Linked DNA regions of Homo sapiens: regions 2, 3, 4, 5, 6 and 7 are each linked to region 1. A link is a loop called in an ENCODE intact Hi-C map of the cell type or tissue named here. Cell type or tissue: PC-3. All regions are shown on one strand. Links, peaks and the distances in the headings refer to the core of each region. The heading gives the core; the rest is flanking DNA.

Region 1 (4,511 bases), core at 164-4,163:
GGGTGGTGCAACCAAAAGAATAATGACAAAAATGCCATATAATACTTCTTGAATATTTTCTGCATATTGAGTCTATGTATTTTCTATGTCTTTGGCAATTGATTTATTAATCTCTTATGGGGAATATTGAAACCTATAAATGACCGAAACCAATTTTGCCTCTAGAGGGCAGCAGTATTATATTGAATTAAACAGATGAGTATAAATATCTTGAAAAAAAGTGTTTTCATGCATTCTAAAATAGTTTACTTTGAACAACAACAAAAAAAGAATGAGACTTTAATATTTTCACATAAAATATTTTTAAAGCATAAAATACAGGATAAGTTTTTGGAGTATGATTGTCTCAAAAGAAATCAGTTTTAAATTTCCTGTAATTTCAAAATGTGAATTTTTTGAAACAGAAAATATGTGTGTAATAAAAGTTAAATTAGATAATTTTATTAATTGCACTCCACCCATAATATATTATTATTCTAATAATCAATTTTGAATTAATAGCAAGTATTAGTCTTATTTTAGTAATGTTAAAACTTTTTGTAACAAAATGATTGAAATGATATTGTTAATTTTTTATATGAGTCATAAAATTGTAAGTAGCCTTTACAATCTTGGAAGGATTAAAGATACAGCTTTCTATACATAAGTTGGCATTTTCATGCTGTTTGATTCATGTGACACTAATTATTTTTGAACACGTAAATTTTATCTCAACTACTAACACTGCTTTCAATTTTTAAAAATACTAGTTAAATTTACATAATACCATCTCATTATTTTGATCTATTTGATAAGTTAATTGATTATTTTTTTCAATTGAAATAAATTGAGCTGACAGAACTGATAGAAGAGTATGTTTTTCAGGTCCAGAATTTGTTAACTTAGAATAACATATGACAGAGAATTATTATGATACGGGGATAGTTTCAGCACCAAACACAATTGTCATAAAATAGCTAATTAGCAAGTAAGAATGTTGATCAAATCTTTAACTAAAGTTGAGTTTTATGCACATATGCATTTGTGTGTCTTCAAATTTTTCTGGAGTTATATTCAATTGACAAAATATAATGTTTGTGTTTACCAACATGATTTTTAAAATAATTTTAAACCAATAACAGTGTCACTAAATCCAATAAATATCTATAGTATATATACAAATAATTGTATCAAAGTGAGTTAAGAAATATTGGTGAACATTGACAAGTTTAAATGTCATTTCTTTTTTTTTTCAAATCCTTTATCTAACATTTCATGTTGATGAACATATCTAAAATACGATAATTTGCTTTAGAAGGTCTCTCAGGCATATAGAGAGTTTCTGGTACCTATAAATATGAGCACTTCATGGTAAAATTTTCCATTTTTCTTAAATTAGATACACAAGTACTTTTTAATAGAAATTCATAACAAATATAATTGAGGATTGCTAAAAATACTTTCTAAAAATCGAAAAATGTATGAACCAAAATGACTTGTTAAAACACATTTTCTCTATCACTGAAGTTATAATTGTCAGTTTTAAAAATCATTGAATTTTTTTTTCTGAGTGGCACATTTATGAATAATTGTAAATGCTGTTTATATCTTTTTGTCTTTACTTAAGGATTTTAGAATGCCAAGCTGACATTTTGAGTTTTTATGAGAAACCAGAAAATTTGGTGTGAAGACCCTAAGTGGTGTGTCTGACTTACAGCAGGCCCACAGTAAGTATCATCAAATTACGTATCGTGAGTTTCTGAACTCTAGACATGTTTGTTTTGAAACCAATAAAAATGTGACCTATCAGCTCCTTAAATATGGGACCCCAGAATTCACATAACAAAGCAGGAATAAAAATATTCTGGCATTTTTAATTTTACAGCTATATACCATTATCTCAAATTGCTGTAGAAATTCTCATATAATGTGATGTTATTCATTCCCAAGTTAACATGACTTTAGAACTTTAGAGACAAGTTATTGAGGTAGTGTTTCAGATAGAAAACTTGAATAAAGATCTGTATCTGCAGAACACAGGGAACTTTACCTAATACCTGCATTGCCATGTATATTCAGAAAAATCATTTTTCATAAATCAATAATTTTATCAGATACTAATTGATGATTTTTCTACTTTTTATTCTTAATATATTTGATAGTATTTATTATCAAGCTAAATCTTTTTTCCATTTTCTGCATTAAAGATATAATCACCTCTAGTTCAATCTGCTATTGAGTAATTTTGCCAGCAGGTGGTGGCAGTGCACCACAAAGGCAAAAGCTGATAAACTCGCTGTAGTAGTTGTACCTAGCAACAATAGCTAATGTTGCTCACTGAGTAATTACAATACCCTTGACATTTTTGTAATTGTACCCTTTAATGATCATAACCACCTACTGAGTTAGGCATTATTATCTTCATTTTATAAATTATAAAATAGCTTTCAGAAATTAAGTAAATAACTTAAATTCATACCATAAATGATGGGTTTAAAATTGATCCTCATATGGTTTTACAACAGCTATCTCACACATTCTTAATAACTACATGATATTGTCACAGACATGTGACTGAGATTCCTAAAGTAGCATTTGGATCAAGCATACGGTTTTAATTATATAATTTCCACTCAATCAACAACATTTTTTTTCAAACATTCACCTTTATGAAACTAAAAATGGTTTCAATAATGGAAGTAGGTGATAATTTTATAGAAATTTTCTAGGAGAAACACTAAGTATTAACTTTTATGAATTATATTTTGTTAATTATTAGGTGATTATTTGTCTTTATTCACACTTTAATGTATTTCTTATAGAAATCCTGTATTAGAATATTCTTTGTGCAGTGATCTTGCAGCCCACACCTAAGCACAGCATCCCTGGACTCAAGCAATGGCCAGGTGTGCTGTGTGACCCACAGTGCCATGCCACTTCACCCAAAAGGGATGGAAATCTGCCTCGGTTTTCATTTCTTATTTTGAATAAACCCTTTTGAATGTTAATAATTGGGTATTGACCATGCGTCAAGCACTGTGCTGTCACTACAGATATGACAGTAAATTAGATGACAGCAACCCCTCGTTCATGGAGCATATAGACACTAAGGACTTACATAAACATTCAGAAAGTCCTGGGTGCTGTGCGAGTGAACAGTAGGATACCTAAATTAGCCTGAAGGGGTCAGCGATAACTTTCCTGAGACTTGAAATTGAGACTTGAAGGAAATGTTTACAGAGGTAATAATTATCTGCCAGCGGCCATGAGAAAGCAAAACACATAGAGGGCAATCTAAAAGGAATTTAATCTGATCCAGTCATATAAATAGAATTATGGTTTATATTGAATCATTTGCCTTTGATGTCATGAATTTTATGTCTCATAGTCTAAAGGTTACAATCCTGCCTTCCCCTTCCCTCCCCCCGCCCCATGTCCTGGGATGTTGGATAGAAGCTTACTATAATATTTGCTGCCTGAAAACATATCATGCCCTTGACTGTAAGAATACTCATCCTCTTGGAACTTATTTGCAAATCTAGGGCTTTCAGGTAACTTACCATCTAAGAATCCACATGCTGCTAGACTCTAATTAAAGGATTTTATTTTATTTTATTTTATTTTCTGGCAGGGAAGAACAAACACATGTACCTTTTGCCTTCTCTGTGTCAGAAAATGTGCCAGATGCTTTTCCACTTTTTATATAAAAATCATAGGAAATTAGTTATTTACATTATTCATTTACAGCTTAGGACACTGGTAGTCAGAAAGTTTAACTTATTCAGTCTCACAAAGGTACTAGGTGGCAAACTACACCTGCAAACTCAGGTCTGTCTGATTCTAAATCCTACAAAAGATACTTGCCTTTCACTAAATGTTCACTCTTAATTTTCTCTCTCCTAGCCCAATGGAATTGTTTTAAAAAGCTTATCACTACTCTTTTTATTATCATTTTTGCCTTATCTAGACGTTAATTCTAGATTATCCTCCCTGCTGATTTGACTGTTAAAAAAATCATCTACTATTTGCTTGTGAGAGAAGCAATAAAATTTGATGTATTTTTCTATTAATAAGAGTACCTTATTTCAATTAAATAATATACTTCTATAAAATGATGTTATGATCTTAGCATCATGTGATAAATTGTATCTCCTAAATAGAATTTTTTCAGATGTGAGATAAGGTTATTATAAAAATTAATTTTAAACAAAAACAAAATAAAACTAGATAAAACTGCAACTAGTTGGTGAAGAGGTCTTTAAGTCTAGCTTAAATATCAAAATTCTTTGTTACCACCTAGGTTTGGAAGCTACCTTATAGTAATTTTAAATTCTGGCTTAATTACTGATAACTTAATTCTGGATTATTGATTGACAGTGGCAGCAGCCACAATTTCAGGAACTTCCTGGTTAACCAATATTCATTTTCTCAGTCCAGTTGAGGAAAATTGGACTGGGACAAATACAGGGAACACTTGGATCTATTTGCTTCTCACTTCCCACAAGTGAGATTGCCTGTTTTTTCCCTGTTAA
Region 2 (4,511 bases), core at 138-4,137, 280 kb after region 1:
TAATTTTTGTACTTTTAGTAGAGACGGGGTTTCACCATGTTGGCCAGGATTATCTCTATCTCCTGACCTTGTGATCCCCTTCCTCAGCCTCCCAAAGTCCTGTGATTACAGGTGTAAGCCACCGCACCCGGCCATCATTGAGTTATTTTTAAAAAACAAATCATCAGTAGCTATGACTCTCTTTCATATGACATGCGAAGTGTTCAACAACTCTGTTCCAAAGGGGCTTTTTCCTAGAATGATTATATGGAATATCAGATAATTTACAACTTAAATCTTCCACTTCCATAATTTTAGATCAGAAATTTGGGAAGGCTAAATTATGACTTCTATCTGAGGGCACTAAGAAGGCAAAAAGAAAGAGTCCATTATTTTATATGATGTTGGGAATAATGTAAAGACATCTTATTGGTGGACAGGAATACATTGGTATGTATTTGCAAAGCCTGAGTACTAGTAACAGTACTTTCCATTCCATTTGTATTGCAGTTTTAATGGGTAGAGTCTCTTTGGATTTTAAGCAATTAAGAAAGAAAATTAACATTTCAATTAGTACAAAGAAAAAAATAACGGGAAGGAGTAAATTACTTGACATTTGAGAAAATAGCTAGAATGCCAAGCATATATTTGTAAGAAGCACCATTATTTTGTCTTAAGAAAATGTCTTAAGCAACTATAATTCAATTTAAAAGGTTTTTCTCAAAGGTGCATGTGTCCCAGAAAGACCTTATGGAGCATTCAGTCTATATTGATTGAGATATAAAACAGGAGGATTCCAACTGTGTCATGAAAATAATTTCATTGTGTACATTGTGTACATTGTTAAGGCAAAGATAAGAAACAAAGGGTTGTTGATGGATGAAGCAAAGGTAGAAAAGAGACAGGAAAATCACCGAGGAGATTGTAAAGTTTCTGGATAGAATAGTGAAAATTAATGGAAACTAAAATAACAGAATGGCTGTAGAAAATATTAAAGAGAAGAATCTGAACACTGTTCATTGGAATTCTCAAGACAGTTAATGGGCTGCATGAAAGGTGAAACAGGTGACATATCAAGTGAGCCAACATAAAGTGAGCAAAGGCAAGAATGTAATTATTATTCACTAGGATCCCAGAGAAGCCTAAGTGTAACTGGAGCTTGAACAATGCTTTTCTAAGTAGAATATCAATTCAATTATATTAGTGCAGCTGCATAGATGATTTCTCAAGTGACCTTTACCCACAATTCAAACACTATGTTCTAATGACTGATTATTTGATATGCAAAGTATCTCATGTGGTGTGTGATAAATAGAAGATTACCATTCCTGGCCATTGTCACCTTTACAAATCTGATGCCCACAAATACTAAAACCCATTATAAAAGGTATCTATGTTACAGAGAATTAAGGGACCTCAGATATTCTTATTATGTTCTATTAATTTGGGAAGGGGAAATATTAAGGGCATCAATAATTAATATTTAAGGGGACAAACAAGCTGTATATTCACATCAGGAGACCACAGAGTGAAGAGTGATAAGTACTATTTGGGGCATGGAGGGATTCTTTTTTAAAAAGGAGACTGTGAACTTTGAATGCTGTATACTACCTGGTCTGAAATGACGATATGAAGAATAATCCCAGAAAATATTCCCTGGTTAAAGACCTGAAGGTATGGAAGTGCAGGGGTGCTCTGGAAACAATGTTTAGTTTGCTTTCATGACCATTTGATTTAAGGAAGGGCTATGACTTGAGAGGAGCCAAGAAGGTGGGTCATAGTCACTTGTTAAAAGCCTTATTTGATGTTAAGGAATTTGCATATTGTCTTTTAGGCAATGAAAAACTATTGAAGTTTTGTTATTATTATTATTTTTCTACTGCTACTATATCACCATTCACTGAACACCTACTATTATACTAAGATGTATGGATACAACCATGAACCAGAAACAAAATGTATCATTAGTCTTGTACTATAAAACGAGAGACAGACAATTTAAAAAACATGCATGAATATGAGACAATTGCAATTTGAGATTCATGCCATGGGTAACACAACAGAAAAAATTATGAGAGGTCCTTGAATGCATATTGGTATTGACATTATGGATACCAATATGGTTGGCAAAAGTAGTGTGTCCTGAACTGTGCACATAAATTCAATGAGATAGGCGAGGATTATATGGCATCTTTGGAAGACTTTGTAGTTGTGTGGCTGTCCTCCATGAACAAATAGAAACAAGAGCTGGGAAATTTATGTCATAACTTTTTGAATGATCCTGGTTACCAGGAATAAGATCTGGAATATACTTGGGTTATACATACATCAAATAATGCAAGAAACCAGTACTTTATTTTGTCTTTAAGGTTTCTGAGAATTAAACTACCAAACACTTGTTTTGTATCTTTAGTCAGATTAAAAAGATCCAGATGATGTTCTCTTACTTTAAAGCTGGAGTATTTTTATTAAGTCAGTTAAAGCTTGTATGTAATTCATAAAAATAATATGAACATTTTAAATAAAGCCAATCAAAATCTATACGAAAGTTTTACTGATAGCTTGATATTGTTCTCACTTTAATTTTGGAAACATGTTCATCCAGCTATATTTAGGGGAGAAACTCAATTTTTCCTTGGGAAAAGATTCAGGATCTTTCTTTCTCTTGGTGATAAAAAGGACACCTGTGTCAACTTTTTAGTTAAGGGTCGTATGAGTTATCATAATTAGCCTTAGAGTAACTAATGTGATAGTGTGCTTTCTTTAACAAACTTTGACCTGAAGAAAGTTGTTTCCCTTAATGTACTTAAAGTTCGTAATGGTTTACTTTAAGGCCACAGTTTTTATTCCTTATGATGTCTCTAAGCAAGCATATCTACAGTAATGCAAGTTTAAAATGACTTGATGCCAGATGAAGACTATTTAAATGATTTAAATTGTACCTTAAATTATTTACTATGTCATATTACCCAGTTTATATTAATGTCAACTTATTTAATTATATGAAAATCACATTTTTTCCAGAAAATATAAATGAACAAAAATTCTCTCCTTGCATATGAAAGTGCAAAAAAAAAAAATGGGAGCTTCATTGTGAATTTAACTGATTACTCTTAAAATTTCTACCTCAGCATAAAGGCCGAAAACTATATGCAGCCAGATATGTTCCAAGGTGAATAAAAAGCATAAATGAAAAGCATTAAATTTTTTCAGTCATTTTAATATTGAGGTGTCTCAAAAAATCATGTTCTGCAAGATTTATTATGAGCAATAGAAAGTTGGTATACAACATTGGTTGAACAAATCACACAAATACATGTATACAAAGTCGAAACAGATTCTGGAGACTTATTTGCTTAATACATAGTCATCAGATTTCATAGAATGCTGCTTTCATTTTAAAATGTCATAGAGGTTGTTTGCAAATAAGAGTACATTTTCTATTTGCAATATGTCCACACATGCTTATTCAAATATTAGCATTTCAAATATGAATTTGATTAAGAGCTTGATCAGCCTTTCATTTATGCTTATATAGCTAAATTGATTTTTAAAGCTTATAAGACACAAAAATTATTAAAATTATTAAAATTTATTTTAATAACTAAAAATAAATTTAATTATTTTAAAAGTATTAAAATTTCTTTGTTTTGATGAGCATATTTGATTCCAATCCAAAGAATCTAAGCTTTTAATAAGAAAGTTTCCATTTATTCTATAAAACACAGGAATATTAATAGAAAAAATATTTGACTACTAACATATAAGTGTTGGCACGAGTCCTAGGATATCAAGTCAATGGATATTAGGTTGAAGACAAAGCCTAATCTAAACCAAAACTTCTAGATATAAATTCAGTGGTTTATTAAAACCTATTCATTTTCATTCATTGAGAAGAAAGTAAGTTGTTGAAAAAAATCAGAGTATAAAGGTAGAAAAAGAGGAAGCAATGAAAATTAAAATCGTTGCTTTATGTTAACATTCATATATTACATCAGTATAAACAGAAAGTGAAAACAAATAAATATAAAAATGAAAAAATATGCAAGCTTCTGATTAGGGTTTCATTGTTGAAAATAAAAATTAAGCTATGTTTTAACAGTTTTCACGTTTTGGTACCCTCTCTTTTATGAAGATGTCTTTTATGGAAAAAAAACATAAGCTTAATTATTGAAAATTTACAGCCCTATATAGTTTTCAAGATGTTTGGAATACATATAGCTTAATTTAACTTTTTATTTTGATATAATCCTAACAGAAAAGATACAGGAATAATGTAGGAAATCCTCAGGTACCTCTTATTAGATTCATAATCTATTGTCACATTTTGACCCATTTGCATATATATGCATTTATATTTAGAGAGAGACAGACGATTTTTTCCTGAACATGTGAGAAAAGTTTGGAGATATTGTATCTTTTTGCTACTAAATGTTTCAGTATGTACTATTTTATGGAAAATGGCAGGATATTTTCTCACATGTCCACAGTATAATAAAATCAGAAAATTTTAGCATTAATATATTTCCATG
Region 3 (4,511 bases), core at 289-4,288, 81 kb after region 1:
TGGAGTGCAGTGGCATGATCTTAGCTCACTGCATCCTCTCGGGTTCAAATGATTCTCATGCCGCAGCCTTCCGAGTAGCCGAGACCACAGGCCTGTGCCCCCACACCCAGCTAACTTTTGCATTTGTAGTAAAGATAGGGTTTCGCCATGTTGCCCGGCTGGTCTCAAACTTCTGATCTGCCTGTCTCAGCCTCCCAAAGTGCTGGGATTACAGGTGTGAGCCACCACACCTGGTCTGAATAATAATTTTTATTCAAAATATTTTTTTTGTCTTTATTAAGTATATATTTGTGTTTTCACTAATTTTTTCTAAGAGGAACCAGAAAAAAAAAAAAAAGACATTGGTCCATGCTTTTTGGAACTCTGAGGAAACATGGCTCACTAACAATCACAAAGCTAATGGTTTTGTGATTATCTATTTCCCTTTGTCTAATAATACAAGACACATCTACAAAAACAAGAATGGTTAGCAGACAGAGAGTTTGACTGATTTTTGGTAAGAATCATAAAAATATTGCTAACAGATAATCTCTATTTTAGACATTTGAAAATAATTTCCTGTAAGTTTATAAACATTTTATTAAAATATTTTTACTTACAAGTTTCTTAGAAAAAACTTTAAAAAGTATGAAAAAATAGCACATATACATATCACATAGACATATTTATTAAGCACCAACTATATGACAAATACCGTTCAAGGATTTAAAAAAACAGCAAAGGGCAAGACAGATAAAACCACAATAAAGTGAATTCTACCAATGATCACAACTTTTACTCTGAAGGAGGATTACAACAAACTGAAGAATGTCTCACCTTTTGATATATCTCCTTTTAAAGCTGCTTAGAAATAAGTTATTCATGTAAAATTCTGTTTATTTATGCCTTTTAATTTATAGAGAGTCAGGTTGGTGTATCTTGGGGAGGTTTTCACTGGTTATTCAACATCTAAAATGTAAAGAAAAAATTTTATTCATCTCATATTCAGATTTTTTAAAAAAAAATTTAAAATTTGAATCCCATGGTGAATAATTATATTTTTATGTCAATTTCTAGTCACTTGCACTTTACAGTTTATGATAGTAAACTCCTTTAATGACACTTAAATTTTTTTTCTCAGTTTTATAGGCAAAACCTGGCAAAATTTTAAATTTGCAGTCCATTGAGTAACAGCGAAGTTGAATATTAATTTTCTTATTGGATATTTTTCTTTTTCTTTTGTGAATCGTTATTTATGTTCTTTGCTTATTTTATATTAGGTAAACATATGTACATATATTACATATGTTACATAAACTTACGTATATATTTTGCATATATGTATATATACACATAAGCTTAAGGATAAAATGCAATATTCTTTCTATTATTAGATACTATTGTCCTAACACAAATCTGTATAATGATAATAGTAGTATAGTAATAATAAACATTATTTAATACCTAGTACTGTTGTATCTTTTCAAATAACTATTTTAATCTTTAAACAATCCTCTAAGGTAGCTATTGTCACTATTTTAAATCTAAAGAAATTTGAGAATTATTAGAAAGCTCAATTAAATTGGCCAGAGTTTTAGTACTTACTGGCAGTAAGGAGCCAAGCATAGTTTAAACTCAAATCTGTTACTCCTTTGTCTGTAATCGTTCCAGTGGGCACTAATGCATCGACACCCACTATGCAAGTGATTAGAAGGCAGAGAGTAAGTGACATTTTGATTCGCATTGGCAAGGCCCCTTCTGTCATCATGAAATTATTTTTATAATCTTTCTTCTTTTATTATGTTTTTATTTCTAACCCAAAGGACTGATGTTGTTTGAAATAAGAAGTGTTTGGTTGGTTGAAGTCTTTGTTTGGAGAGGAGAAAACTGGAATGTGATCAAAATTTGTAGGAATAGAGAAGAAAATGGTGGTCCTTCGAATACTATGTTTCTTCAAATTCTATTAAAATGATTCATGCTTGCTCAGAGAACAGGGATTACTTGTGGTTAATTACTGCCCTCTGTTGACGACATGATATATAAATTGTAATTCATGTTCTAAAAAGAAAGTTAAAACTACAAGAAAACTCATTTATGAAGATTAGTAATTAAACCTCAAAAAATTCAAGTGCTTGCCCAAACACCTATATAGCTAGTTAATTACAGGGACGACTGAGACTCCAAGTGTCATAAGCTATGATTAGTCTCGTGTTGACTAAATTAACAACAGTGTTATTTTTGGCCTGAAAATATTTTCCTATTTTCTGAGACTCAAAAACAAAGGTTGTAGTACTCAAAACAATTCAAAATACATTTTATTCAAGAAAAATTTAAATACAATTTATATTCAGGTTAAAATAAATTATGCAGTACAGAAAAGTGGGAAGTGGAAAATAAATATATTTTTCTCACTCTCTACTTGATCCCAGAGGTGACAATCACTAACTGTTTGTTGTTCTGAAATGAATTCTAAATGCTTAGAATTTTTTTCAAAACTAAAATACTGGTCTCTAACTTTTTTAAAACTTAAAATATATGTCTTAGGGTTTATTCCATATAACCACATAGAGATATAGCTTAGTTTTTAATATGACTGCCTACTATTGACACTTTTGAGGATTACAGGCATGTTTAGAATGCCCTTAATTTGGAGTAACTTGTTATTTCCACATAATTAAATTCAGGTTATGCGTTATCTTCTAGGATTATTACAAAAGTGAGGTTGTTTTGTTCTCATTTCCTTCCACCAGGGGGCACTTCATTTTGGTTTGTCTCGATCAATGTTCACTTCGATCACTGGATTAAGGTGTTTCAGGCTTTTTCATTGAAAGCTACCCCATTTTCCTGCTTCTGTGTACAAGAAGGATTTGAGTGGCAAAAGTGCTCAGCTAAGATAAAAAATAAGTAATTACCCCGTCAAATCCTTTGTCCCAAGTAACAGGAATAATGGAATGGATCATAGAATGTTAAGCATTATTTTCCCAAAAGTGCTGAGTGTCCTAGTTTGATTCTAATTCCTTTCTAAAGGAACATACAAATAAATGAGGTATTTGTACCAGTTGTACAAGGAGGGGAAAGAACCTTTTCCTATATACGACAATTCATTTAACTCAAATTTGTTAATATATAAGTCTATAAACAACACAGAAAGTATAATCATGGTTCTTTCTATTGGCAGCTAGGTGAATATTAGAACTGATGATGGTTTTGTTTTTCTTAAAACATTTACTAAGACATAGTCATTTTTAAATAATATTAAAGTTTCGGTTTCATTTGGCTATTTTAAATTTTCATATTCATAATAAATTTGCAATTTGTATTTGCATTTTAATAAGTAATTTTGAATTCTTTAGAAGAAAAAACTTATTGAAAAGATGATGTTTAAAAATGTTTAAATTTAATTGAATTTACATTTTTGAAAAAATATTTCAAATTGCATGCGCTTAAATACAGTACAACAAAATGATGCAATGATCATGCTTGCAATATAATTACTGGTTTTGCTGAAATGAAGGCAAGGAAGATCAATATGGAATAAACATATACTTATGAATTATCTATGTATTTTCATTTATTATTAATCCAAGCATCATAACCAATTAACTAAATACCTAAATATGCAGAAAAAATGTATTTGATGTGTCTAAATATTTTGTCAATTTTCCTAACATAAAAAATACAGCTTTATAACATATCTTTCAATTGTCTTTATGAAATATATTTGTCTAAATGGGATGGAAAATATTTTATGTAACAACATACTAGCTTGATTAATAACTTTTAATATTTAGAATATAGTTACCATAATGCCTTCTGCCTCTCACCTCACAATAATACAAAGAGTGCATTTATTGAATCATCCATTCACCAACTATTATCGGCCAACTATTATGTGCCACTACTGGGACTACAGCAGTAAACAAACAAACAAAAAAGGAAAAATTCTGTTTGCTTGGAACTTAACATTTTAGTACATTTTTTACCAAAGGAGAAAGGAGACACATTCAGACATAAAGCATAGCTTTTGTCCACTTTGTATCACACATAACTTTCTCAAGTTTTCTTTATTGGCATGATAGATTTTTGCTGAAATTAATGTGGTTTTAGAAGAATATATTCATAACCACAGATAGATTTACCAGAAGCCTGGAGAAAAAGTTTGGCCTTAGGGGAAATGTTTAACGAGCAAATGACAGAAGAATAAAAATTTCAGTGTGGCCAATAATATGTTATATATTTAATGAGTAGAGTTGAAAGTGGAAAGAAGCAAGGAAAATTGAAATTTAAATTGAGTTTTTGTTTTACTTTGGAGAAATATTACAGAAGCAGAATATGCTTAATTGATTTCATAACAGGTAATATACAATCACAAAATCATATCCTCTATGTCCCCATGGAAACAAAGTGATAAACAGCTGCTGTCCACTTTACAGGCACAGAAAAGCAAGGTTAATTAGAAGTACTGTACATGCAAATTCAGTTCCATTAACGGCAAAATCAATTCAGAAAAGAGCGTTTTCACGGCATAATTT
Region 4 (4,511 bases), core at 176-4,175, 53 kb after region 1:
AAGTGATGCTTACAGATGAATTATCATAGAATTCAAGGACTGGATAGAAATAGATAAGGGTCAAGAAGAGGAGAAGAGATAGACTAGGTTGGCAGCAGTGTGGTGGCAGCACTTGAGGGTGTGGTATATTTCGAGGGTGTCAAAGGCACATTGTGCTTGGTAATAAAAACTGTTTACATTTTATCAGTGTCCTACTGATGAATACTTTCACATTTCTGATGTTGAAATAGCTTTCTTATGCCCTAATAAGCAATATATAATATTTTTTACTCACATATTGACTGGGTAATTCCTTGCAATAATTCCAAGTCTACACAGAGACCTGTGGTCCATCACATGGAACAATTGGGATAGTTGTACTGCAGCATTGGAACTTCTATTATGGGCCATGATGTCCTTATATTCTTTTGTTTTTGAAGTAATTTTAACACCTGGTTGTTCCAACTAAGAGAGGACATAGCATCCCAAATAGAGGCTTAAAGAGAAAACAGTGGATTTGACATGGGCCCATACTTTCTGTTATTGTCGGTTTGAGGAAGAAGAAAAGTAGAGGTGAAGAAGTTGCCTTCAGCAACTGGTAGCTACTGGTAGTTGAATCTCAGGCTGTGGTTCTACTTGGCACCTGACACTTGGAGAAGTGAAGACAGGGAGAGAAAGGTAATGGGAAGACTGGGCCCCCGGAATTGATACATAACACCAAGAAAGCAGTCAGTGAGGATTTCAGAAAGCCAGGAAAGATGGTCTATTATGAAGAGAACTTGCTGGAAACACTTGAACACTTCCCTGTTTCTGGTGAGATTTGATATCCAGAAACACATGTCTATTGAATTCAAGTTTCTCCTAATGCACATTGTAGCAATCAGAAAGAATTATAGTACTGCTATATTTCTATAAAAGATAGCAGAATCTACCTTTGACACTAATGCATGAAAATATATTTGTGTTTTAAAAAGGCAGCCTGCCAAATTTAATTCCTAAAATGAGTTAATTGCTATAGATGGTAAACAAAAAAGGATGGCTGGTTGTAGAAGGCCTTTATTGAGAATAGATGAGTTGTATTGTAGTACAATTCTTAGATCATGTCCACATAGAAAAAAATAAATTGATGATATAATTAACCCATTTTAACCTATATTATAATTCAATTTAATTAATTTATACTGATAAGATTTTTTTGAAAATCCTAGTCTAAGTAATTTTCTTCACTTTTCATATTGTCTGTTCCTTTTTATTTTTTGTAAGGATGTTTACTTTGCATTTTTTTTCTTGTATTAGGTAGAGATATCAGTTGAAAGATACCTTAAAATTTTGTGACACTGAATTTAATCAGCCAACCATTCCTAAGGAATTGATAGCATATTTACTATTTGGTTAGATGGATAGGCACTCTGGCATTAAATTAAGTCTCTAAAGTTGGCATTTTTTCTCCATTAGTTTGCCATCCTGCCCACTTACCTCTTGAATTTGAAAGATGTAAACAAAAGATTTCTAAAGATTAGAAAATTAATTTTTAAGATAATTAAGCTGTTTTGAAAATTAGAGTTTATTACAAAATATGTTATCATTTTATGTATTATTAATTTAACAATAAGTTTTATGACAGAAGATTTAAGTCAAAATAGTTGTACAATCAACAAGCAAATGATAATCATTTCCTTAAATGATTATCTGACTGATAAATGGACAATCAGTCAGACCATCAAACACCAGTTGATAACATAATCCATTTGGACAGGAACCACATTTCCAAAGGAGTTTTGATTTAGTCATTGGTGGTAAAACAAAAGATATCAGACTGTACCTTAAAAACAAAGAAACAAAACAAAACAAAAACTTGTCCAATTCAGTATACCTAATAGAGATAGGAATCAAATAGTAGTATATGTCATTAAACTTTTCCAACAAGATTCTGTGGTCACTTGAAGTAGAAAAACTTGGTTTTCCAATATAACTACTCAAATCAGTAAAAATAAATATTTTAAAGTTTTACTCTTATTTTAAAATTACTTGATTAGTTATCTGTATTTACATTAATATTTTTCAATCTTTGTTGATCCCTAATTATATTTCATATAATTTTATTAAGCTGTAGGCCACAAATTAACATTTCAAACTCAGCCAAATTTCAGGGACTATCCCTCTTTAGTTTAAGGATTAGATGAGATATGGACACTGTATATTGAAATAATCATGCACTAGAATGATAGATTTAAAATAATCTTTAAAATGTGTTAGGGAGATTTTGCCTCCCTAACACATTTTATTCAAAAGTTTTGCAGTATCTCTCAAAATTGTCACAACTTTCCCCCTTTCATGTAAATATTATGCTTTTACACATGAAATATGACTCTCTGGGCAGTATGTTTCCTGCTTGAGTTTTGCCCTTTGTGTTTATATTATCTCATGTTATACAAAGTCATTTTGTGACTAATTTCCAGAGCACTGAGTCACAGTGTGGCTGTTGCTTATCTTTTCTTTTTTCCCACATGGTAGTACTCTTGGCCCTTATTTTTGGTAATTATTTTATACTAATGAGTGCTTTTTCATAATTAAATAATTGTTTCTCTCATTATATTTCTGTGGTTGTTTACTGCTGTATTATATGCTTTCATTTTTCACTAGAAGCAAACATTTTATAACAGGAACATAACAGTACATCATGTAGGCATGTTATCTATTGTTTTAATTTACAAAATTGCACAACATAGACTTGATCGTAAGTATTCTCGTTTAAGTATCTCAGAATATGACCTTTGGTCTTTGGAGAATTGTAAAATATTTCCTTAGAGAGATTAGTTAATGCTGGCATAAAATATTCCATTTAGATTACGATTATTTTAATGGTTATACCTCATTTTAAATATCATCAACTAATAGTATTGAAAGATTATTTGAATAGAAGAATAACAGTCTCTATTTTATATGTTATGAAATAAAATGGAAAGGTAAACCGAACTTTCAAGAACTTCCAATTAACCAAGCACAATTAGTAAAGAATTCTACTACAATCTTCAAATTATAAAAAAGCTACATACACCAATTAGTTACAAAAATGTTTATGGTTTAAAATCATAAAAATTGCACATAAATTTGCTTAAGAACTAAATGCAAAATGCTGAGAACTCAAGTTTGGATTGCAGTTTGAGTTTACTCTGTTTACAGGGAAGGGCTGATTTTCATTTTACGCAAATAAACAGTGATCCTCCCCTATCAGTTCTTTGCCTCTCAGCACCCTGCTTTTCCCCCGAGAAAAAGAAATTAAAGTTATTTCTTATGGGCTAGACAGTATATTGCCAGGTACTCACAAGTAAAATCTCTGATGAAAGTTCTTGGAATGTTTTTTTCAAAACGGAGTTGAGGTTATTTTGTTTTTCCTTCCAGGTATTGAAGACAGGATTTATCTTCTCTACTTCTTCTTTTAGAAGCAGATCAAGAAACTGGCGATTGAAGAGTAACTGAAAGAAACGCAATCTGATCTTACTAGCAGTGAAAGAGCGAGGTAAGAATTTGACTATTATCCAGCCTAAAGTCGCTGCTGTCTGTTAGAGCAAAGAGGGAGCCTCAGAGTCGGCTTCAGAGATCACTGGCAGTTGGGAATAGCCCAACTTCCTGTTTAGGTCACTGCAACTCTGACTCTATTTAGTCTAAACCTCTTTTTTCTTTCTTTCTTTCTTTTTTTTAGTGGAGGAAACAGATGAAGGAAACAGCTTACACCAAGATTTCAGATACGATCATTTTGAATAGCTATTTCCTTTACTTTCCAGGATTGTTTTTGTAATCAGTTGAAAAAGAATGCTTTTTTCCCCCTAGAGTTAGGGTTTAAAAAATTACATATTTATTATTACACTGTTAATAAGCTTTTTTGCAGTTTGTTTCTTCTTCAAGTTATTTCATTTGTTTCACCCACTGTCAATGTATTTATTTTTTTTAAAAGTCTGAGGGCTACCGTTGGAGGTCTCTCTTAGTGAGACAATGTAATGCATTATCTATTGCAGGTGTCAGGCTTTGAGCCCTACCTTAGCTACTTGCTAACTTGGCTACTCAGCCCAGTTATTTGAATTCACTATGCCTCAGTTCCTTTGTTCCTAAAATGTCGATAATAAAAGTTTCTGGGCTTGATGTAAGTACTAAATGGCTTAATACATAAAAAGTACTTAAGGCAGGACCCAGCATGTAGCAAACCTCCAATAATTGTTGGCTATCATTATCGCTGTTTTCTGTATTTCTATTATTATTATTCTACAAAATATGTAAATATTTACAGATGTCAACCAGAGTCTCTGCTGTATGTCCCTATCATTGAGGTTCATCCGTACTGTCTCTGTATTGGAATTATGGTCATATCAGACTAAGATCACTAGAGATCTAATAAATGGGCAGAATCTACTTTGCCAGGAAGGCTGAAGACATTTGGTCAGAAAATGTAGGAGTTTCTTGCTTCTGCATCTCAGATTCTTTGTGCCTTCAATTTTTCTTGCTTTCCTTAGACCTCTCTGTAAAAGGTAACCTTT
Region 5 (4,511 bases), core at 374-4,373, 1.0 Mb after region 1:
TAAGAATGAAATATAGATGCTTATTATTACCGTTGCACAACATTGCTTTTTAACTAATTTTGTGATCAAGGAAAATTAAATAATTAGTAACCATATTGGCGAGGAAAAAGATATATTTCCTTTTATTGATAATTAGATTCCAGCGCACTTAAATTTAAAAAATAATACTACTAGATTTAAGAGAATTTGGTAAGCTGACCACATACTGGGTAAACATTCCTTATATAGCAATATATTGTTATAAGTAGAATTGAAAAATAATCTAACTTACCAAAACTTATAAAGCAACTAAGAATATATTTAGCATGAAATATACTCAGCCTCACTAAGAAACAGAATAAACACTTACTTAAAAGACCCTCACAAAGAGATATATTATATGTGTAGATATCCTAAAAATCCCACTTGTCTCATGTTATATAAAAATCTGATTAAATTGCAATGAGAATTGCAAATAAATTAAATTACAGTGGGAGTTCAGAAGAATAAATGTTTGAAAGTAACCAATACCAGTTTGAGGAAAAAAAAAAACAACAACAAAAACTTGCGTATGTGTTGGTAAGGATTGTAGCTGCTTCAAGAACCAAAACCCAAATCCTAGTGGCTTAAAATAGGGTTTTTATTCTTGCTTACTTTGCAGTTCATTGTGGGTGGGTTGGTTCTTTTTATTTGCTTGATGTGGCTGTTATTATTTCATTTTTATTTCTAAGCATAAATTCATTGAATGTTCATTCTGTGCTAGTCGCTGGTTGTATTTTCTCATTTAATTCTCACAAGAACACTGAGATTTTCCCTATTTTATGAATGAGGAAAGCGAGGCTATGAAAGGCAGAGTGAAACAGTGGAATCAGTATTCGGAAACTCATTTTATCTGACTGTAATGTACATGGAATATTCTTTTGACTGCCTTTGTTTTTAAACCGCTCTCACAATAGAAACATTATATAACATAAATCTGAACTAGCTAAATGGATGTGGCATAGATAAGTAATACTATCCTCAGTTTTCACATCTGTAAAATAATGCAAGTTACATGAGAATATTTCCACAGCCCATGTGTTTTATAATCATGTGATTCTCTAGTGAGAAATGAATTGTGAAGCTTGCCTGGCTCCAAACCCCATGCTTTTGGTTTTCTATTCAAGTTGATGCTTATTTATTTTTATAACACTTCTGTTGATAGCAATACAGATAAATGCCCTATTTACTCCACCTGTCTCACTCTTCAGATGTGAAGGATGTTTGAGTGTGGGAGGGACTCCACAGGCAGGACAAAAACTCGCTGCTTCTTAGTGTGACCATGTGGTACAAACTCGGTGGGAGAGCCTCCTGAGCAATGAACACAGTTTCTTGTTTATAGCAAGTAGACTTGTTTGGACTTAAACATGGAAATTGTATTTTAAAACAAGAGACTATAAAAATAATATACCCTATATCCATGTAAAACATGAACAAATACAATGTAATAAATAATTGTTATAATAAAATGAGGAACAAATATTAAATATAAAATGTGGACTTTTTAATACTCAGTCCATATTTTAAAAATTTTCTATCAAAACTTCCTTGTCCTTTAAAGGGATAACCTTTTTAGAGTATTTAATTTAAAATTTAAAGTATAACCTTTTGTTGGTGTATCTATTTTAGTTTTTTTCAGGATTATAGTTTTGATTAATAAGTTTAAATCCAGTTGATTCTGACCCTGCTTTAGCAAATGACTATTATGATGTGCTTTTTAAAAATGGCTTTTTCTGTATTGCTTGGCAATGGGACCATAGGAAGTCAGCCAAATAAAGGCTATAAAATTAAATTAGCTTACTCCTATATAGCTTATCTACTAGGTACAGTTGAGTAGCTAACAGGCTTAAATACTTTTCCTTTTTTTTGCACATATGGAGTCAAATTGCCTCAAAGAAAATTAGTCCCATCATATTTGAGGCTCTGCAACATTGGTTACAAAGATATATACGCATTTTTAAAAAATAATGAGAATATTCATTGTTATGCCACCAATATTTATTAATCTTGAAGCAATATAAAACTTTTATATTATAAAAAGTAGGAATTATTCTCCCTTAATATTTTACAGTAATTCTGTAGAGAACATATTATCTACATAAAATTGGCATATTTTGAATTTACTATACATAAAATGTGTATTCCAGACATTTTTGTTATAAATGATGTCCTTTGTATGTTAAATACTGTCAAATTTCATAGCAGTTAGACTTCGTAACTCTTTAGCTATTTAATTGTTATTTTTCTGATATTTAAAAACAGTCCTACATTATTCATAGTGATTCTGAAACATTTGAGGAAGGAAAGCAGATATTCTAAATGAGTCCATATGATGTCCAACACTGCTCTCTACTGGCAAAGAAGCAAGTTATAAAACAACTATTCAGCCTTTCAAGTGAAAAAATCTTCCATTTTGAATAATATTTGATAACGAGGGTAGAATCCTCAAACTTCCACACATTTTGTTAAATAGAATACAGTGAAAGAATGGAAGAAATGAATATAGACATCACTTGTGGAAATTAGCTTAAAAGAGAAGTCTTTGTTTTCATTTTAACTATTTGAAAAATAATTATAGGAATTTTGGAAAATATTAACCAAATACGACATATCTTACTAGCATTTTAAGAGTCACCAAGGTAAATATTTTGTTTACAATAGCAAGTTTGATAACATTTCTATAGATTTAATTTCAGCAGACTGCAGCCTGTAAAATGCTGTCTTTTGTACATCTGCCTAAACAATAAGTATTCAAATACATTGAGTGGAGAGATACATGGGGTGGAGTATTTATGTTGAATATAAAATTATATCTATAGTATCAGAAACTTGTTCTGTATTTATCAGAGTCTTTATAGAAGATTTAAAAAAGACATTTACTAGTTTGTAAAATCTGACGAACTATATGCCATGCTGTTATAACTTTCATTATATAGACTAATAATACACAAAACATTTTTAGATCAATGACTACATCTTACCTTTTATAATCTAATATTCTAAATTTCCCATCTGTGTTTTATATCATTCTTATCTGTCCATTTTGCTTGGGAGTCATATTCAATGTTTTAATCTCAAAGTTCAATATATGTAGATACAATCACTTATACCTGCATATTTACACAATAATGCCAAATTATATAGTAATTGATGAGGTTTTGTTAGGTTTGCTTAATATTGTCATTGGCCGATCACTTTTATTTTAATGTAAATTGAAAAGATAATGTGCAATATTTTTAAGAAAGCCACTTCTTGGCTGTGAGGTAAAAGTTGATGCTTATTTTCATTGATACATTTTCTGGAGTGTTCTCATTTTTCTTAGTGAACATATATTAATATTAAAATTAACGTATTTATTCATAAATAAACAGAAAAACCTTGTTGCATTTTCCAGGCACAAGCACACAATTGTGCAAGACACACACTTGTACTCATGTAAACTCTATGGCCTGATATTTCTTAAAAAAAAATTCACCGTAATAAATTTTGTCTATTTGGATTTACAGCAGGGCCTTGAATAACACTCTTTGATTCAATGTTGTTTTATTCCATGTTATTGGTTATAAGGTTGATGAGAAAAAAAATATCAGTTCCCAGACAGGGCTACTGTCTGTGTGGGGTTTTCAGGTTCTCCCCATATCTGCGTGGGTTTTCTCTGAGTACTCCTGTTTCCTCCCATATTCCAAAATGCGCAGGTTTGGTAACTGATCTGTCTAAATGGTCCCCTTCTGAGTGTGTGTGTGTGTGTGTGTGTGTGTGTGTGTGTGTGTGTGTGCGCCCTGCCACTGGGTGGCGTCCTGTCTAGGGCTGTTTCCAGCTTTGCCCCGAGCTATCGGGCAAGGCTCCTGCCACCTGGGACCCTGAGCTAAAACAATTGAGTAAACAATTATCTTACTTGTTTCTATTGATCTTTCTTAAATGTATGTATAGCTCACATTTATTTTGGTGTTTAACATTGGAAGTATTTCGGTCTTTATTTAGAAGTTTGCTGATATTTTTGTGACCAGAAATATGGTGTAGGAACTTAACTGTTGTTTATATCGGTTAGCCTATGGTAAAATTGGTTGTGTTATATGTCCTTCAGCTTAAAGTTGCAGTTTCAAAGAACCTATTGATGCTGTTAAGTGAGGACTTATTGTACAGAAAAAATAAATAAATAAATAAAACCCTGAACACTTTAAGTAAGAAAAAAATGCAGGAACAAATATCACTTGCCAGACAACACATAACTTTTTTCTTTTGCTCTTTGCCAAAGTGAAAAATAACACTGAATCTAATTGTATGAAGCAAAATAGTCTGAAACATTATACTCCTTTTTTCATCATTGCTAATTTTTTTTGTTTTCTCACATGGAGGAATTAAGACATAAAGTTGCAAAACATAAAAATGAGTATTTTTACACAATTTTAAATAATGTTGAATATACCAGTGTCCCATTTTTAAGAGACTGTCAATGAAATATTCCTGTATGCCTCTTTCAGGTAAATAGCAAT
Region 6 (4,511 bases), core at 186-4,185, 75 kb after region 1:
AGTAACGAAAACAGCATGGTACTGGTACCAAAAGGTATATATAGACCAATGGAACAGAACAGAGGCCTCAGAAATAACACCACACATCTTCAACCATCTGATCTTTGACAAACCTGACAAAAAAACAGCAATGGGGAAAGGATTCCCTATTTAATAAATGGTGTTGGGAAAACTGGCTAGCCATATGTAGAAAACTGAACTGGACCCTTTCCTTACACCTTATACAAAGATATGTGTAATATTTTTTATAAAATCTGAAAATTGAAAGCAATTAATTTTTTTGAACATTAAATTCAGGGGTACATATGCAGGTTTGCTATACAGGTAAATTATGTGTCATGAGTGTTTAGTGTATAGATTATTTTGTTACCCAGGTAATAAGCACAGTATCTGATAGTTTTTCACTCCCCACCTCCTTCCCAACCTCCACCTTCAAGTAGGCTCCAGTGTCTGTTGTTCCCTTCTTTGTGTCCATATGTACTTGATGTTTAGCTCCCACTTACAAATGAGAAAATGTGGTATTTGGTTTTTGTTCCTGTGTTAGTTTGCTAAGGGTAACGGCCTCCACCTCTATCCATGTCACTGCAAAGGATATGATCTGATTCTTTTTCATGGCTGCCTAGTATTCCATGGTGTATATGTACCAACCACATTTTCTTTATCCAGTCTTCTGTGGATGGGCATTTAGGTTGATCGATGTCTTTGCTATTATGAATAGTGCTGCAGTAAATGAACATGTGCATGTGTATTTGTGAAAGAATGACATAACAATTTAAAAATTAATCATTGTGGACTGAATAAATACATTTTGGTATAATCATTTGATAGAAGACTATTTGGATAAAATACAGTAATACAGTATTTAGATAAAATACAGTATACACATGACCAGGACAAAAAATAAATCAGAGTAAAAGTTAAGAACAATATCATTTACCTAATTTTAGAAATACACATAGCTATATATGCAATAAAAGGACATATAGTTACATTTTGTTGTTTGTTCTAGAAAGGAGGGGAGAGGAATGCAATAGGGAAAGACTATAAAGAATAATGTGGCCTTCAACTATACATGTAATATTTTATATATCTTATATGAAATACTAAATAATACTGTATTTTACACAAAATACTATATAATAAAATATAAATTATTACATATAACATGGAGCAATTACAATGAAAATGCTAGTATTTACTAATTGTGGATGATTGCTACTGGAATTTTGGGATATTTTCCTTTCTACTTTTCCTCGTTTTCAAATATTTAAATTAAAAATAAATTAGAACATATACAACAGAAAAATATTAGACATTTTTACAGTTCATTCTTTCCAAAATGCTTAATTTTAAAAATTATAATAACTACCTAAATGAAAGAAAAAATAACCATTTGTTATCAAGATAATATTTGTAGAAACGAATTAAAAGTCCTTCAAACATTATTTAATCTGATCATTTTTATCACATCATAAAAAGGGCAGGTATTCTTTTGCTTTTATATAATGATGTTATTCTCTTTTATAATATAGTTTCCAAAGTCAATGTACATGAAAAGTAAAAAATATCTTTCCTGGTTATCTGCATAAGATGTGATAACCAAAAAACTTCCAATGTAATAACCATGTGGAACTAACAGCACTCTTTTTCTAAATGTACTGATTTTTCTTTTCAATAGCTTTTTCTCACAAAGCAGCTGACCGTTTTTGGCAAGATTTAAGAATTTTAACCTACAGCTCTCTTTAGCTGTCTGTGCTAGGCATGCATGGCAACAAATGCCTTCTGAATTTCCCTCAAAAGAAGCTTCTTTTTGCCTGTATTTTCTCTTTCTCTTGAGGAAAGCAAACAAACTTCATTTATGCTGTGCCTTTATTTTAAAAGAAAAACCACAGAATGTGAACTATGTAAACTAAATAAATTGAAAGCTATGATAACACTGTATGTAATCTTGACATCACTTTAAGTCTTGCAACATTAAATATAAATCTTGGAACAAATTATTTTGTGGCCCAAGAGAAAGCACACAAGAGAAATTTGTTATTTCCCTTTTTGTGTATGCTTTTGTTTCCATCTGTGAAAAATGGATATTGGTTAGGGGGGACTAGCAGACTAAATTTCCTGTTTCTTCCTGCCTTTCCCCAACTCTATGTGAAAGATAAAAACTCAGAACACGGATTTCCTGCTGAGCTTGCTGCTCTATCCTTTCTGGGAATTTTCCTAATTGAGAAAAAAAGTCCAGATGGAAAAATGTAACCTCCTTTGAGAATTCAATAGGCAATTTAAAAAGTGCTCAAACATTTGTCCAATCTCTTCTCCTAGGTTCTGGCACATGCGAAATGCACCTGATAAAGAAGTGTGATTGGTCTGCTCACCATATTCTCTTTAAGCTCAGATTTAATTAAGAAAAGTAATGTTTTACTTAACACAGAATTATAAAACCATTATTCACCAAAACGATTATAAGCTATTACAAAATTTAACAAAGTAAACACACTTGATTTTCTTAACAATGCCTTAAGATAGCACACAGGATGTTTAAATAACTTTACAAGTGTTAACTCCAACTCTATAATCCTTGAGTTTAACCATTATGAGGTATTGTTTCACTGAACTTTTTAGGACTAAGAGGTTTGCAAATTAATGATCCCTTTTTCTTTGTAGTATGTAAGGGATCAGTTAATACACACAAAACCTTGGGTGAGTGAACAAAAAGAAAGAAAAGACCATGGAAAGGAGAAGCAAAACTGCTGAGAATAAATTCACAGCCTTGTCCCTGAAAATTAACCCCTGTTGTGCGCACCAGAGTTTTAGAATGTATGGATTTCATTTAGGATATCTGCCTGGACCCCCTTCAAAAAAAGTCAAACCTCAGGGGACAGTTATCTTTGCTTTTATGGTTTCTACATCTCTCAGGACCCTGTTTGCTTCTGCATTGGAATGTTAAGTCTCAGAATTTATACTTTTAACCATTCTGTGTTTTATTCTTTAATGAGCCTTTAATTGTTTTGCTTTTATTTATTTTCTATATTTTAAACTGGTTTTAGGCTTTTCATTTACTAGGCCATTTATTTTAATTATTTTGTAACACATTCTTATTCATTTAATCTTTTATTGCTTGTATTCCATTGAAAATCATTTAATATTGAATCCTGTATATAATATTTTATTTTTAACGAATTTTGTTGTTTTCAGTGTTATTTTAACTCTTAGTATTTAAGTAATTAACTTGAGTTATTTTAACTCTTAAGTATTATTATTGGTGCTGTATTAATGTATATATAATGCATGATGATCATGTATATGAATATAGCATGGTATAAACCACAGAAGTTGAGCCTTTTTTCCCTTCTACTTAATAGAGCGGCAAGCCTTCTATCCGCCTAGGATGGACTACCCATCCCTTAGCAAAAATTGTACTCAAATACTCTGTGATCACCACATTGAATAATTTCATAGGTCCAGAGACAAAATTTTAACTGTCCTGCAAGGAAGGACAGTAGCAAATTGCATAAGAAGTTTGTCTTCTCATACAAAACCATTTCATTTTGAATCTCCCAGGAAAATTACATGTAAGGATAGGTCCATTTTACTGCAATCTCCCCACCAGTATACACATTTGCTGATTTCTGTCTCTTTATGAATTGAGTTTCAGGGATAATTACTTGTGGCATAGATTATCTTATCTCTCTTATTGATTAAGAATGCTTAAGGAACTTTTGACCTCAGAAAGAATTAAGTTTACAATCTATTCCTGCTGTTTCAGACTGTATAAAGGGAACTAAGCCCTTGATGGATCCTGGCCTGAGAAAGCCTGGCTGATTAGATAAGACAATCCTGCCCAGATTTTTTCAGAGTGCACAAGACCAGCTAGTAGTCATCTTCATTCTTTCCTTGATTATAACCTCTGAGCATCACAAAAGTTTCAACTGAATTGACTTATGCAGTTTCTAGACTCTGTTCATTTCTTTAGTTGAGAACAGAATTTCATTTTAGGAAGGTTTCAGTCCTGCAAAGCAGGTACAAATGTAGCTGATTTTCTCTAATGTGTTGTCCTTCTCAGCAGTGAAATTGTATATTTGCCCTCAGGTATATTAACTTGGGCATTATTGACATTTTAGAACAGGTAATTCCTTGTTGCAGTAGGTTGCCCTGTGCACCGCAGGCTATGTAGCAGCATTGCTAGTCCCTATACACTAGATGCCAGTACACAACTGCCCCTGATGGTAACAACTGAACATGTCTCCAGAATTTGCCTAACATTCAGTGAAGAACGGAATCATTCCCAGTTGGGAACCATTGTTCCACTTTGAGCCTCACTCTGAAAACCTGACTGCATCTGGGGTGTTCTACTTAACTGTCTGTTCCTATGCTCTGTGTCTCACATTCTCCCTCTGAACTAATTATCTACCTGTGAGCTTTGGGGCTCTCAGGTAGCTTCTCAGAAAAGTTTATTTGGGTATGATATATGGCCATTCTCTCAACTGATTTTCATTTCAAATAAAATAAAATAA
Region 7 (4,511 bases), core at 359-4,358, 790 kb after region 1:
TGTGAAGAACTTTCAAATGGAAATCTGAGGTATTTGCAGTAGGTAAAATTAGGCGTATTTGTCATCGTAGTGCCCTGCTAGGCTTCTGCAACCCTTTTCTTTGGCATCTCCCTTCTTCACTTCCTGGGGCATGCTATAAATTTGTTTTAAAATCTTGTTCCATTTGGTTCTATTGTTTTTAAAAACTTGGTTCTGACACTCTTGAGATTTTTATACCTCTAAGCCATTTCACAAAGAAGATCATATCAAAAGTCAGGTTATAAAAATTACAAAGCAATAGCAAGTTTAAAGACTTTAAACAGTGGGAGAAAATATAAAAGTGAGTAATCTTTAGCACTGTATGTAACGATTGGAAAAAGACAGTTATGAGGACTCATCTATCTTCATTTATCCATTCATGATGGATGTGCTTTGTAGCCATATTTTTTTTTCCCTCTTTAGGATCTTCCAAGTCTTATGGATAGGAAAGACAGATCTCTAAAGAGGCTATGATATGCCTTTAGGAAACTGAGGATGAGGCCGGAGTAGTAAATAACTCTTACTTAGAAGGAGTATATAGGGTCTCATCCCTGAGAACATGGGAGTTAGTTATGTAAATGTTCAGATGATTTTCAACATTGTATATGGTAAGGAAGAATTTTTTAAAAAGACCTTCTTACAGGTACTAGAGGCAAATGAATGAGAAATAAGTACATGCTATGGGATTTTCCATTATTTCACAGGATGGAAAGTTTGATCTCTGTAGCCTGATTTTGTTCTTTGGCCTTGAACTTGTTCAAGTTGAATTGTGTGTCCTGAACACTGATCTAGTTGTTCACAAACTAGGGTCAGCCAACTGTAGTGGTATGTTGATGTATTCTTGGGAATCGAGAGTTATTATAATCTTTTAATATTATGGCTAAAAAACCCAAAATATCTATGTGTAAATATATAATGTAAGCATGGATTCGTTCATCTCATCAACCTCCTTATTCCTAAATACTGGACTACCATTTGTTTTATTTTTATAATCACATTGATACCAAGTGATCATCTAAATGACATTATTTAATTTTTAATGATTGTTCATAAATTAATTGCTTAAGAGTTATTTACAGAAAAAAACTAGCATTTGTCCTGAGATTAATATTTTTAATATAATTATTTTTATGTGTGCTTGACTATTGTGATAAAGAGAAAAACAGTTAAAAGAGGACCCCAGCCAAGTTATTATGAGGACTGATTTCTGATATTAGCTTTAGTACCTCCAAACCATGAGATTTGGGGAAAGTCACTTAAGAGCCCTAGACTTCAGTTACCTTGTATTTAAAATAAGGGAGTTCAGCTGGAACTAGTTAATCTGTAAACATAGTTTCCATTTCAAAAATTGTGAAATGATGCCTTTTTAAATGGAAAAAGCATTAAGGAGAAGAAAACTGATTCAGTTACAGGGTCTTTGGGGGAAAATTTCTAGCACCACCCTCTCTCCTAATTACAGTAAAACATGGTGGGATATAAGAACCAAATATTTATTGAGTATTTTCTCTGCGCCTATCACAACTCTATTTTAACTCCTGTAAATGTGACTGTGACTCCGTGAGCTAGATTATAGAATTCCTGTTGACAGTTATAATTGGTAGGCACAGAAAGCGTAAAGATGGAGTTTGGAATGGAATCTGGCCTGTCTGACTCTAAGCCCTGGATCCACTGTAATACATTATAACTGCTAGCTTTGCAAAATGCCTTTTTCCTTTTCTCATCTATTTTCACACTCAAACTAAAATTTAGTAAACTAAATTCTGAGCAGCAGAAAAAATTTTAGTAAAGGTCCTCTCATCCTTGAAGAACTTCTTATATAAGGATACTCCTTCTTGCTCCCTTTCCCACGCAGAACTTTACCAAAGGTCAGTAAGAATGGGCTGTTGTGTTTTCTCTCAAATCCTATACAGAAGTCCTTAATTCCGAGGTAAACATCTGAATGGAACAAATGAGTATGATCTGGGGGTTAAGGCAATTTTCAAGTGTGTGTATGTGTGTGTCTGTTTTAAGGCATAACAAAGTCCAGAGATTAAGGCCGAGTTAAAAAACAAATGAGGACAAACCAATGAGGACAAACCAGTCCGCTGAGGTGCGGCCAGAGCAGCAGCAACTGTGGCTGCTTTCTTGATAAAGGCTGTGAAGACGGCACGTTTTACTCTTATTCGTGTATTTCTTTTGACACTTTACCCCTCTATGAAGCCTCAGAGGTGTTTTAAAATTGTGTTAGGAAACACACAGAGATAAGAAAAGGCAAATGGTCCTGATCTAGTGTCTCAGGGAAGAGGCTGGAAAGGAAACGCGGCGCGAGTGGGGTGGGAGAGGGGGCCTGTGGTTTTGCTTCTGTCCGGGCTGAAGACTGAGTAAGGTAGGGCCCCTCCTTCTGCGGATGGGTTTCTCTCTCATTCCACCCTCCACCCACCTCCGGTTCCGCGTGCACGCGCGAGATAGTCCAGTGGGCCCACAGATAACGACCATCAGAGATTAAAGAAGGAAAGTCAGCGAGCTTGAACACAGGCGTCCCGTGTGGAAATGTCCAAGGAGACCGCCAGAAGTGCGCAAGCCGGAGTCGGCTAGAGTTTCCTTCTCACCGAGAGGGGGAGCCCGGCGTTCCCGGCCGGGAGCGACCCGGAGTCCCCAGCCCCGCGTCCCAGCTGCCGCCAGCGCCAGTTTTGGATTCGGCGGATTAGGAAGAGGAGGGAGGGGGGAGAGAGCGCGAAGAGGGAGGGGACCGAAGCTGGAGGGTCCCGAGTCCAGCGCCGTGTTGGCGTAGAGAAACTTTCCCTCTCGGCCTCGGAGACGGCGCCCCGGCCGTGCCGGAGTGGAGATCGCCAGGCTCGGAGGAACCGGCAGCTCTCCACGCCCCTGCCCGAAGCCTGACCCGACTGCCTCTCTCAGTGAGGTACGGAGATTTATCTAGGCTCTTCCCTGGCTGCGAACCCAGGCTCCCTCCAGGTAGCGTGGAATCGCTTAGAAGCTGATATCCCGAGGGGCGGTGGGGGTGGACAGCTCCGGCCACCAGTGCCCGGGAAGGAGGGCGCGGGGCTGCGCGTAGCCGCTGGCCAGCAGGTTGTAAAAAATTAGGACAGCTAAATGCTCAGGGAGTCGTCCAGCACTAAAGGAGGCTAAGACCTGTTGACGCCTGCTATGGCAGCGCTTGAGAAATGACTGGGGGAGTCCAGCGAGGTCGGGGACGCAGCGGTCTCCGGGCTCCAGAAACCTCCTTAGCCTTTTGTGGTAACTTTGGTCCGGCGGCGGGGGGCCGGTGAGCAGGAACTGGAGGGAGGCGGTGGGGAAACCGTGGATCCGTCCGGCTGAGGGTGCGTGGATCAGACTGGGCTGAGCAGGCAAGTCATCGTCGGGTCACAGCGAGGCGACCCAGGAGCGAACTTCCAGGGCAGCCTCCCTTTTGTTGGCGCTGGGAGAGAATGTGGGCATGGGGGTGGGGAGGCGCGAAGCTCCGAGGCCGGGCCGCGGATACTTTAAAGCTCAGAGCTGGGAGGGCCCAAAGGAAGGGGCGGCGTCCACATGGTTACCCTTCTGCTGCGCGGGTCAAGTAGCTTCTTCTGGAGGGCGCAAGGCGCGGCGGGGGTGATGAGCCCTTGGGTTCTCGCTCCGACTGCTAAATTCGCTTGGCCGGGTCCACCTTCTCGTGGCCTCACTCGCCACACGGATCAGAATCCGGAGCAGGCAGTTCTCTCTATTCTGAGGCTCCTGCGGCTGCCGCGCTGACTTCCCTGTGTGCGGGAGGGAACTCTGGGCAGGCTGGTTTTCTTGGAATGTGTTTACGATGTTGAATGGGACTTGAACAGGAAGCTGGACGCTGCAGCTGGAACTAGCGTGCCAAGGTAGAGTAAGGAAGACTTAGCTGGTGTTGGGCTTGGCGGGTCCACTTGGTACGCTGGGCAAACTCCAAGTAAGTGAGGGCTGGCAGTCAAGGTACCCCTCCCTAGGTCCTAGTAGTGTTTCCCAACTGAGCTCGCCTTACTCATTTGCAATCAGACATTTTACATGCACTATTTCAATCTGCAAGTTTGACAAAGTGTAATGCAGTCAATTAGGAAGGATTTAATAAATTTATTTTGTGCCTGCTTTTAAAATACGTTACACCAACATTTGAGAATAAAAAGTTACGGAGAATGTTCAAGTCATGACTGATTTCTAGGACTAGCAGGAGACAATACTGATGATTTTGTGTCTGTATTACAAAATGGGTGATTAGGTGCTAAAGTAAGGGAGATTATTAGACAGAGTGAATGTGAGGAAGTGGAAAACTTTCAGAGGAATTGGAAATTCTTCAAATTTGCAAATTGCTCCCTTTCTCTGCCAGTCTTTCCCTTTTCCCCCCATATGAACAAGTAGCCTTGGCTGGAAAACCCACAAATTGGGAGAGTGCAGTCGCTGGTGACTACAGGCTTTGCTGGAAACAGCAGACAGGCTAAGGTACTGCCCCACTGCATAATTAAAGGTCTCCTTGAGCTGTCCAGGAGTGTTTT

What was found. Hi-C counts contacts between places; a loop is a spot of excess contacts. Peaks named below come from ENCODE experiments on the same cell type or tissue, not always from the same donor. Only the 100,000 strongest peaks of a DNase experiment are listed, where the experiment ranks them.
Region 2: it touches region 1 in a loop (8-fold over the local background); 2 of 110 quality-filtered maps call a loop at or near these places.
Region 3: a loop joins it to region 1, with 16 times the contacts of the local background. A loop is called at or near these places in 91 of 110 quality-filtered maps.
Region 4: a loop joins it to region 1, with 6 times the contacts of the local background. A loop is called at or near these places in 12 of 110 quality-filtered maps.
Region 5: a loop joins it to region 1, with 8 times the contacts of the local background. A loop is called at or near these places in 44 of 110 quality-filtered maps.
Region 6: a loop joins it to region 1, with 5 times the contacts of the local background. A loop is called at or near these places in 92 of 110 quality-filtered maps.
Region 7: a loop joins it to region 1, with 5 times the contacts of the local background. A loop is called at or near these places in 6 of 110 quality-filtered maps.

The regions. Positions count from the first base shown.
Region 1 is chr2:187,497,900-187,502,410 of GRCh38, forward strand. The region is part of intron 2 of TFPI (tissue factor pathway inhibitor); the gene reads right to left. CALCRL-AS1 (CALCRL and TFPI antisense RNA 1) reads left to right here. Exons shown (of 6, transcript NR_187179.1): 3 at 1,607-1,706. Among named protein-coding and RNA genes, the nearest start is that of CALCRL, 52 kb to the left of the region's middle. In PC-3, for the core only: CTCF peaks have their summits at 174 (motif pointing right), 2,233 (motif pointing right) and 3,142 (motif pointing right); DNase peaks (open chromatin) are centred at 2,252 and 3,262; H3K4me3 peaks cover 303 bases; H3K27ac peaks cover 1,886 bases.
Region 2 is chr2:187,777,088-187,781,598 of GRCh38, forward strand. No RefSeq gene overlaps it. Among named protein-coding and RNA genes, the nearest start is that of TFPI, 220 kb to the left of the region's middle. In PC-3, for the core only: no CTCF peak of the experiment used is centred there; no DNase peak of the experiment used is centred there.
Region 3 is chr2:187,578,868-187,583,378 of GRCh38, forward strand. No RefSeq gene overlaps it. Among named protein-coding and RNA genes, the nearest start is that of TFPI, 27 kb to the left of the region's middle. In PC-3, for the core only: CTCF peaks have their summits at 1,995 (motif pointing left), 2,749 (motif pointing right) and 2,950; DNase peaks (open chromatin) are centred at 1,964 and 2,734; H3K4me3 peaks cover 493 bases; H3K27ac peaks cover 1,356 bases.
Region 4 is chr2:187,550,895-187,555,405 of GRCh38, forward strand. It overlaps TFPI (tissue factor pathway inhibitor), which reads right to left and starts at 3,541. Exons shown (of 8, transcript NM_006287.6): 1 at 3,306-3,541. In PC-3, for the core only: no CTCF peak of the experiment used is centred there; a DNase peak (open chromatin) is centred at 2,417; H3K4me3 peaks cover 3,314 bases; H3K27ac peaks cover 3,340 bases.
Region 5 is chr2:188,510,291-188,514,801 of GRCh38, forward strand. The region is part of intron 4 of GULP1 (GULP PTB domain containing engulfment adaptor 1); the gene reads left to right. Among named protein-coding and RNA genes, the nearest start is that of MIR561, 220 kb to the left of the region's middle. In PC-3, for the core only: CTCF peaks have their summits at 2,364 (motif pointing left) and 3,814 (motif pointing right); no DNase peak of the experiment used is centred there.
Region 6 is chr2:187,573,311-187,577,821 of GRCh38, forward strand. No RefSeq gene overlaps it. Among named protein-coding and RNA genes, the nearest start is that of TFPI, 21 kb to the left of the region's middle. In PC-3, for the core only: a CTCF peak has its summit at 4,173; no DNase peak of the experiment used is centred there; H3K27ac peaks cover 2,448 bases.
Region 7 is chr2:188,289,250-188,293,760 of GRCh38, forward strand. GULP1 (GULP PTB domain containing engulfment adaptor 1) reads left to right here and starts at 2,625. Exons shown (of 12, transcript NM_016315.4): 1 at 2,625-2,917. RefSeq lists an enhancer at 4,477-4,511. In PC-3, for the core only: CTCF peaks have their summits at 2,602 and 2,803; DNase peaks (open chromatin) are centred at 2,612, 3,532 and 3,832; H3K4me3 peaks cover 3,063 bases; H3K27ac peaks cover 2,567 bases.